Regions from separate parts of the Mus musculus genome. Here region 2 is linked to region 1. A link is a contact called in ENCODE Hi-C or POLR2A ChIA-PET data. All regions are on one chromosome and are shown on one strand. Each heading gives the region's core, a stretch centred on a gene start or an enhancer-like site at or near the end of the contact. The rest is flanking DNA. Distances are from core to core; before and after follow the strand shown.

Region 1 (4,751 bases), core at 890-3,389:
CCTGACAGCCTACAACTGGAACACAAGGCCTTCGTGGCTCCCCTCACCCACCTTACAGTTTGAAAACCTGCCCCATAGCCCCCCCCACCCCAACTACCATAGGATTATTCGGTGTTGCAGTGCTAGGAATGGAACTCAGCCCATGAATGCTGAACAAGTGTCCCCCGGCCCACAGTGTGGCATTCAGATTTCACTGTATAGAAACCAAGGTTCAGCGGACCCAGAACTGTTCAAGCTCATACCAGCTGGTCTCCCTAAGGAGGTACCCAGCCCAGGCTGGTCGAGTGACATTTGCTACACCTTGAGCCCCAGCTACAGCTCACTGCCTGATTCTTCTGCCACCACACAGTCAGCCAATAGGTCTTGCTCACAGCCACAGCTGCATCCTGGTCCCTGGTGTGAAACTGTCACTCAGTAGTGAAACTGTTACTTGGTAAGTAATGAGCAAGCCAGGCAAGATTACAGGCTCATGAGTGTAATCCCAGCACTTGGGAGAGACAGGGGAAGTGAGTTCAAGGACAGCTGTAGGTCCCTCCTCTGGAAGTAGCCGCATGCAAGGACAGTCCAGGATCTGATCCCTGTGACAGACTCAAACTCTAGGCGTGGGCCGAGGCAACAGCTGCCCCGTCCAGGTCCAGCCACCCCCTCTCTCCCGCTTGGGCCTGGGGGCACAGCATTTCCTGTTCCTCATAAGAGGCACTGTGTCGTGGAAAAGGCAGCCCACAGAGGCTAGGGAGGGCTCTGGTCCAGTGTTGACTTTAAGGACTGGCTGACTGGTTCTGGCTACTCAGAGAAACAATCCTGCCACCTCCCAGTCCAGCTGAGAGCACCTGGTTCCAGGCCAGCCCCTGAGCTGTGCCCAGTGGGCCCCTCCTCTAGCTTGGGTTCAGAGGTAAACAGGAAGAGGCAGGAGCAGAGCAGAGGGCCACTGGGCCACTGACACCTGCCACTGAGGCTGCTCCCTAGGCCCAGGGCTCCACCAGGCCTGGCACAGGCCCCCAATCCTTCCAGTCCTCCTCACTCAGGGTCATCTCTGCCTTGTGTCTGCCCTTTGAAACCCAGAGCATCCTTGAAGCCCTAAACACCAACAGAAACAACTCAGAAGCTCAAGGTAAAAAAGGGCACAAGGGGGGTGGGGGCTATAGAGATGGCTCAGTGGTTAACAGCACTGACTGCTCCTCCAGAGGTCCTGAGTTCAATTCCCAGCAACTACATGGTGGCTCACAACCATCTGGAATGGGATCTGATACACTCCTCTGGTGTATCTGAAGACAGCTACAGTATACTCATATAAATAAATCTTTTAAAAAAAAAAAAAGGCACAAGGCCAAGGAGACAGCTCAGTGGGTAAAGGCGCTTGCTGTCATAAGCCAAGTCTACTGACCCAAATTCGACTGCATAAACTTGTCTTCTACCCCCTACACATGTGCTGTGGAATGCAGTCCCTAACACACACACACACAGTAATAACTTTAACAATTTCTTGAAAAGGTGCTGCCTATCTGATGTGTCCTCTGCGGGTTCCCAGGTACAGGAGGAACTAATACAGTCCCAAGAAACACCAAGACTGAAGAATCCACTGTGCGTGATCCATAATGTCCTCCAGCTCATAAATACCATGAGCTAAGTAACGGGACATATTTCCCTTTGTACCCTGGCTGCCAGGAATGTCAGAGTGACACACAAGGCCCACGTGTATCTGACAGGCATCACAGCCATGGTTTGTGTGAGCCTGACTCCACTTCAGGCCAGCCCTTGTTTTTCTTCCATTCCTAAATTGCATTTGCACCCCTCTGACTCAGCTCATTAGTCACTGCAAGCTTCCTAGGAATGCTCTGGAGCAAGGCGTGGTGTAGGCACGGCCTAGGCATAAGCATTCTGACAGTGCACGGTACACAGGCCAGGCTCACAGGGCCTTTTTGTATGGTGTTTCGTTATTCAGGTCCCAAAGGTGACCCTGGGAGACCTAGCATTCGCCGTATGTGTGGGCCTTGTGTCTGGATCTTAAGGGCCTGTTGCTGCTTCTGCGTGGGCCACGGTGGTACTGGATAAAGGGACCGGCCAGGCGACTACCCAGCCTTTGTCCTAGCCCTGGGAAACCAGCCCTGGGACAGCCCAGTCTGCATTTCCACAGACCACCACAAAGGGGCAGCACTGGCCCTGACCCTGCAGGAGGGCAGTCATTCTCCAGATAGCTGCTCCCTGGCAAGCCCACCTCCCACTCCTTTCTTTCCTAGATGAAAAGCAGCCCTTCAGACACCACACCCAGTGCTCCACTGACTCACACACACATGGCTTGGCCATGTTGAATAGCTGCTCCTTCCCACTGAAACTCCTTCTTGCCAGGGGGAGAAGGGAGGCCAGGGCTCAAAAAGCTCTAGAAATCTGGGACTTGCCAGGGCCTCCCTGGGGTTACAGAGCAGTGAAGTGTGTGGGGAGAGTAGACTCTTCAGTGGAGTTGCCTGCAAGGTGCACGGTCACGAGTGGGCCCATGCTGGGGTGGCTTCTTGCCGATGCGGCTACTTTTGAGTCACCAGGTCCCAGTAAGAGACCCTCATCAGGCACGCTCCTCCGAAACCCCACTAAACTCCTTAGGCACCAAGGTGGACTTGGGTGGAATCATTGCCTCTCTACCAAAGGTAGATACAAAGAGTTGATCTTTCTGCTCTTTACCCAAGATAAATACATTGCCCTCTCTGCCTGGGGCTAATAGAAACAGTCTATCTTTGCCTTCTCTACCTGGGGTGACTAGAAACAGTCTCAGAGTATGCAGGGAAGGGATGGGGGCTGTTTTCTTTACAGTGTTGGGTTTTGTTGCTTTAAGAGGACAGGGTCTCATGCAGCCCAGGCTGGCCTTGAACTTGCTATGTGGTTGAGAATGAATGACCTTAACGTCTGATCCTCCTGCTCCCACTTTCCCTGACTGCTGAGACTTTGAGTATACGCCACCATGTCCCACGTGGCTGTGCTGTAGGTCAGACCGGGGCGCCCTCAGGCAGAGCGAGCCTTCCTTCCATCGACTGAGCCCCAACACTCGGGTGATCTCTCTATCCCCTGATTTTTACACGAAGCAGGAGAAGGAAGAACACTCTCACGGGGTCTCACTCCCTCCTTCCAGCACAGCTCCTCCACAGCACTGTGAACTCAGCCCACAGCTTATGCAAGTGCATGGCAGAGTCAGGGCAACCAGCAGCTATTCAACAGCCCAGCCCCTCCCCTGGAGTGACCAGAAAACACACATACAAAGGCTGTTATAGGTTACCAACTACACAGAAGCAGCCATCCAACCCTCAGCACTGCTCCAAGGCCTGCCCCAAAGTGAGCCAGGCCCAAGGAGATAAGAGGACTTCTCTGCCAGCCTGGGGCAGTGTGGGAGACCAGGAAGCAAGGTCTGGGGTCCCCACCCTGGCTCTGCTGCTCCCTAGCTGTGGGCTGTGGGCACTTCCCCTCTGAGGTTTGATTCCTCCACAGCCATGAGCAGGCCACGAGAACTGCATGGGCTGCCTCCTGCTCCACCAGGGGTTTCCCGTGCTCACCATCAGGGGCTTTGTCCACTGTGTACCAGAGCTTGAAGCGAGCAGAATGTTCGTTCCTCAGTTCCTCCAGCTCAGGCCGCAACAGGATATCTTTCTCGGACTGCAGGAGACAGGCCACCCAGTCAAGACAGGTGACTCAGGGACTGCCCTTGGGGACCTCACCAGGGACAGACCCCAGGTTGAGTCATCACCCCCCTGTGGGTTATACTCAGCAGCTTAGAGGCAGATGCTGATGGTCACTGGAATCCTAGTGACACAGTAGCTCTCTCCAGCCACCATGTCTACAGAGCTCCTTAAAGCCACCGGCCAGCAGGCTCCTATAAACAGACCTGTGAGCCGGCATGGTGACACAGGCCTGTGAGCCCAGCATTCAGAGGCTGAGGCAGGACAATCTTGAGTTCAGGACCAGCCTCCACTATAGTAAGTTTACTGCCAGCTTAAGCTCCTCCCTCAGGGCTAGAGAGTTGGCTCAGCGGTTAAGAGCACTGACTGCTCTTCCAGAGGTCCTGAGTTCAATTCCCAGCAATTACATGGTGGTTGACAACCATCTGTAATGGGATCTGATGCCCTCTTCTGGTGTGTCTGAAGACAGCTACATTGTACTCACATACATAAAATAAATAAATCTTATTTTTTTACACAAAGCTTCTCTCTCTCTTTCTGTCTCTGTCTCTGTCTCTGTCTCTCTGCCAGACAGACCCTGGGGAAAAGACCTGAATCATATCTGAGAAGCACAGAGTACCAGGGTTTGGCCTCTATACTGCAGGACACGTGGGACTCGGCTTGGTCTCCTCAGACACCACAGGCATCACATCACTGCATATTCCAACCTAACACACGGGACCGGGGAAGGCTCGAGACAGCCTTGCTTCCCCAGCCTGTTCTCCCTGTGAGAAGTGCAGAGGTGAAGGGCCAAGCCACCCATCCCAGGCCTCACAGCAGCTCACAAAAGCCAGGCTTCAGCCATGTTCAGAGCACTGTGAGGGCTTGAGTACTGGGTACCTCACTTCCGCCTCTGCCCCAGCCAGTGTACCAAAGTCCCCAATCTGCGGGAGGTGAAAGGCTGCCCCAAGTGTGGAGCACCAAGTGTGGAGGGAGGAGTGGACCAGGGTGAGGCCCCGTGCTCCCTCTGCAGCAGCCACCCACACCCGATGCTGCCAGGATGTCTGCACTGCCTCTCATTCCACACATCCTTGGCATCTCTGCGGAGCCATT
Region 2 (4,949 bases), core at 123-2,622, 440 kb after region 1:
TCTGCAGAAAGTAGCAGTGCGGAGGAGGGCCCAACACCACGTGAGCAGAGAACTTAGTGACAGGGAGTAAGTAACCCTCTGTAAGGAGGTGCCACTGACAGATGAGCCTCGACCAATGATGTAGTAATATCTGATAATCAGACTGAAGTAGAGAAATCACTTAATACTCCACCTACCAAACCGGTCACTACAGCTGCTTGCCCTGGGGCTGACGGCCAGTTATAACCTCACGGTATTGCCCAGGACCATCAACAATGTAACACTAGCACAAGGCTGGCTCCTCCTCTTTTACTGTCCCACAGGGCTAAGGATTGAGGCGCCTCCCAACCGCCAGCATGCTATAGTGAGCTGCAGTACAGCCCTACGTATAGGCTTAACCAGGAAATATCTGGCCCATACACAGTGTGGAACTAGATCAAAGAGGGTAAGCCTACCCCATTGAGAGGCACCGGGGAATCCTAGCTTTTGGACTCTCCCAGTCACCTGAAGGCTTAGTGGGTCTCAGATAGGAGGTGGTGTCCTGTGAAAAACCAAGCTCTTGCTTCGCAAAAGACCCTCCGCCCAGCCTAGCAGCTGCTGTCTTCATCACCCAAACCCTGTTCTCCGACGGAAGAAGCCGGGCACCCCGTGGAAGCCTAGCTCAGGTGAAGGATGGAGCCATTCTCTCAAAAGATGGGGGAGACCTTCTAAACCCTCTCTTAGCGTCGTCTCCATGTCTCAGGGCCTCCATTCTCTTTAGTGTACAAAGGGAGACCTGCTACTCACGCCGTGGGAAACAACTCCACAGAGTTCTACGGACTAAGCAGAGCTGCACAGAGCTGACTGAAATGATGCCGGTGTAGCTTGAATCTAACAGGAGCTCCTGCATCCGCCGGAGCCTCAGTTTCCTCATCCGTAAGTGGAGTCGCGAGTTCTACTCTTAATATATCAACCGAGGCGTTGGGATGCTGCGAGCCAAGCGCATGCCGGTTTGCAGGTCCCTGCGCATCCTCGGCGGGCCCATAACCCTGCAGGATGGCGGCACAGGCGCATCTCTCGGCCTGTACCCTTCTGACTCCCAGGTACATCCTGCTCCTGAACTTATAAGTGGCTCCCCTTCAGAGCTGCTGAGCTGTGCTCCCCACTCGACCGCATAGCCTGCCCGCAGCCCGTGCCATCTCGTACCTCGTGCTCCAGCTTGTGCAGAAGGCGGCCCCATAGTCGCTCTGGGACTCCCGAGGCGCGCAGCGTAGGGCCGTGCAGCGACACGAACTCGTCCAGCAGCCGCGCGTTCAGCCTCTCGGCGCGGCCGGGACTGCCAGGCTGCGGCCCGGACTGGATCTCCATAGTGCTCGGAAGAGCACGGCGCCGCCCACCGCAGGATTTAAGCGGACGGCGCGCACGCGCCTGCGTCCTGGGTTGCGAGGTTCCAAGAGTGCGCACGCGCGCTGGGGGCGTGTCTTCTCCATTCATCCCAGGACTGCCGCGAGGGATTCTGGGAACGCTGCTTAGAAGCCCCAGAGAGTCAGAATCAGGAGAGATTGTCCTCAAGGAGCCGGTGAAGCTGAGATGGGGAGGGGGTCGGGAAGAGGCAGAAGGTGCTCCCCCTTGCGCTGGTTGCAATCTTGTTTCGCCTGAATTTTTTTTTTAATTTTAGTTTAAAATTTTTATTTTTTTATTTTACGTGTGTGAGTGCTTTTATTTTACGTGTATGAGTGTGTATGTAAGTGCATATATGGCTCATGAAGGTTAGGAGACTGCGTCAGGTCCCTTGGAACTGGAATTACACATGGGGTGCTGGGATCCAAACCGGGTCATCTGCAAGAGCAGTTAACTACTAAGCCATTTTCCCAGACTTGTTTTGTTTTATTTTGTTTTGGTGTGTGTGTGTGTGTGTGTGTTTGTGTGTGTGTCACAGCGCACTTGTGGAAAGCAAAGAACAAAACATTGTAGAGTCTGTTCTCTTTCCATTTTTATCAAACGCAAGTCATTAAGATTGCATGGCAAATGCTTTACCACTGAGCCATTTGCTAGGGCTTGGTTATCATCATCATATTGCCACAGGGTCACATTCAGCTCAGACTAATCTGACCAAGAAACTCACTTTGTTTCGAAGGCTGGCCTTGAACCCTTCCTCCCTCCACCTGTCAAGCATTGGGAGACACCAGCGTGTGGGGATCCTAGTTATATCTCAAAGGTGGACAGATCTTTCTAGGGATTGGAGGAGCCTTCTCAGTCCTTGGAATGCCTTGTTGAATTCAAAGGTTGTGATAACTTGGTGTGCCATCAAAAGGGTTATTCCACAAGTGCAGAGATCAGCTTGCCTCTGCCTCCCAAGTGTTGGGATTAAAGGCATAAGTTACCACCTCCAGCCGCTTTCTTGCTTCCTGTCTATCGAGGAAAAGAGAGCCCTAAATTCAGAGAAAGACTCTGTCTCAAGAAATTAAGCAGAGAAAGGCAGATGAGGATACCCAATATCTTCTTTTAGCCTCCACTTGCACATGGCACACTCCCTCCCTGTATGCATGGACTCATATACCCACAAGCCCTCAACAATCAATCAATGACTGCATGGATCATTTCATCATATAATTTGCTAGATGGAGATGAGATAGAGGGTAGTTTAAAATTTTTTTCAATAGATGTATGTGATGGTTTGAATATCCTTGCATAAGAGAGAGAAACTGTGAGGACGGGGCTGGGTGATTTTGGGAAGTTCGCCAAGCAGCTTCCAGCCAGCAACACAGACTCTCTTCAGCTTTCAGAGAGTCTGTGTGTATTCTCTGGTGGAATTACCTTACAACAGCAGAGGTTAGGAGAAGTTCTGGGTGTTCTAGATCACCTGGAACTGGAGTTATGGATGTTTGAGAACAGATATGGATGCTAGGAACTGAATCCCAGTACTCTGTGAGAGCAGCCAGTGCCCTTAACCACTGAGCAACCTCTCCAGCCCCCTTTAAGGATCTAATGCTGCCTTCTCCGATTGCTGACTCTATGAATAAAGCACAATTTTAGAAGATTCCATCCCTGTCCCTGGTGACTGGCAAGTATCACTAACCCTGGTGCTCTAGTTAGATAGCCTAGTGTTGGCTGTTTGCCTCCACCCCAAGGGCAGGGGGCCACCATGGGCTAGGAAACAGCAGCGGCCTCTTTCTGGATCCTAGAAAAACCTCCCTCAGTTTTACCTAGCAAATTGAATCGATTTGTATTCAGACTTTATTCAGGCTTAAGGCACTTTGGACTTTTTTTTTTTTTTTTTTTTTTTTTTTTTTTACCCTGGCAGTGTCTCACTATATAGCCCTAGCTGTCTTGAAACTCACTATGTAGAGCAAGTTGGCCTGGAACTCACAAGAGATCCATTTGCCTCTGCCTCCCAAGTGTTGGGAATCAAGTTGTGAGCCACTACACTTGACTAGACTATGGTATTTATTTATCAGTCAGTCGGTCGGCCTATCTATCTATCTATCTATCTATCTATCTGGCTTTTTTGAAACAGGGTTTCTCTGTGTAGCCTTGGTCATCCTGGAACTTTCTCTGAAGACTAGACCAGCCTCTAACTCAGAGATCTGCCTGCTTCTGCCTCTTAAATTCTGGGATTAAAGGCCTGTGCCACCACAGCCAGGCTTGGACTATGATTTTTGAATGCTGCTGGTTCTAGTCTGTTCTCATTCCCAGGTTATTGCGTTTTGGGATATCTGCCAGAGAAGACTGCTCAGACAAAGGTTTAAGCTAAAAAAACAAACAAACAAACAAACAAAAAAAAAACTTTATTAACAGTTCAGGATCATAGAGTAGTCCAGTCCCTGGCCTTTCTCAGGACGAGTTTTTAAGCACATAAACCATATGCTGGGTTGACACATTTCAGTTAGCATGGACAGCTAGCCAGAAGCAGAACTTCTAGCCAAAAAGCAAGGTTGGTACATATAGAGGCTTTCCCATAACTATGGACTTTGACAAAACTCTGGTCTTTGTTTTTGTGTCGACTGGTGGTGCTGTCTCTGTGCTGAGTTGTAGCAGGCCTGAATGGAATCATGGCATCAGGTCTGGGAGCTGTAAAAATTGGTTTGATTCGCCTCTAATTTTAAAATTCTTTTCTGTTTTGTTTTGTCCTGCCAGATCTCTGACTGAGAAAGGAGGTATCACAATTTCCATTCCTGGTAACAGTCCCCTGAGTCATGTTCAGCAAATACATCTAACTGTCCTTGTGTCTGTATGAACAGAATAAGCCCTTGCTGTCTCCTTCCCTCTTCAGAGAGGCCATGCATTTTGTATCATACGCATATCTTTTTTTTTCCCCCTCCTGTTTGCTTTCTTGCTTAGTATGAGGTTTACTGACCAAGGCCATGGGAAATTTTGTTACCTTGGCCAGCTCTTGCTGCAGTGTAACACAGAAACTGTGAGACAAAGAATAAAGTGTGTGAAAGAGTGCTTTTAAAACTCTGAGCAACAGTAGCGTCCGCCTCACATCTGCCACACACAGGAAACTTTAACAATAGGTGGACATGTGATCTTAGTTTGTTATATTAGGAATGAGATTTGTAGCCGGGCGTGGTGGCGCATGCCTTTAATCCCAGCACTGGGGAGGCAGAGGCAGGCGGATTTCTGAGTTCGAGGCCAGCCTGGTCTACAAAGTGTGTTCCAGGACAGCCAGGGCTACACAGAGAAACCCTGTCTCGAAAACCCAAAAAAAAAAAAAAAAAAAAAAAAAAAAAAAAAAAGGAATGAGATTTGTGTTCAACTGACTCATTATCAATTGCTGAGTTTATTATGCTGATATTATATATTATTACACATAATTTATACATATTATATATACCATATATAGTATACAACTTTATGTTATATAATTAGTGCATAATAGATTAATATATTACATGTGTATATATATTTATTCTTTTTTATTTTTTAATTTTTAAAATATTTATTTATTTATTTATTTATTATATGTAAGTACACTGTAGTGTGTCTTC

Evidence for each region. Hi-C counts contacts between places; a loop is a spot of excess contacts on that map. ChIA-PET counts read pairs that join two places held with the same protein, here RNA polymerase II (POLR2A).
Region 2: a loop to region 1 is called in a map of T-helper 17 cell, with 2.7 times the contacts of the local background. The contact joins the promoter of Ttll12 here to the enhancer-like site in region 1. A Hi-C loop is called at or near these places in 1 of 37 maps with a recorded cell type or tissue (T-helper 17 cell). POLR2A ChIA-PET finds 5 or more read pairs at or near these places in 4 of 5 experiments (Patski and embryonic stem cell).

Annotation. Positions count from the first base shown.
Region 1 is chr15:83,155,290-83,160,040 of GRCm38, forward strand. It overlaps Cyb5r3 (cytochrome b5 reductase 3), which reads right to left. Exons shown (of 9, transcript NM_029787.3): 8 at 3,537-3,636. Among named protein-coding and RNA genes, the nearest start is that of Rnu12, 8.0 kb to the left of the region's middle. Within about 2 kb of position 2,140, at least 1 of the 3 ENCODE cell types and tissues checked has a DNase peak (open chromatin) inside an H3K27ac peak, as active enhancers do.
Region 2 is chr15:83,593,785-83,598,733 of GRCm38, forward strand. It overlaps Ttll12 (tubulin tyrosine ligase-like family, member 12), which reads right to left and starts at 1,373. Exons shown (of 14, transcript NM_183017.2): 1 at 1,165-1,373. The coding sequence starts at 1,326. Gm52182 (a long non-coding RNA gene) reads left to right here. Exons shown (of 2, transcript XR_003951515.1): 2 at 553-1,662.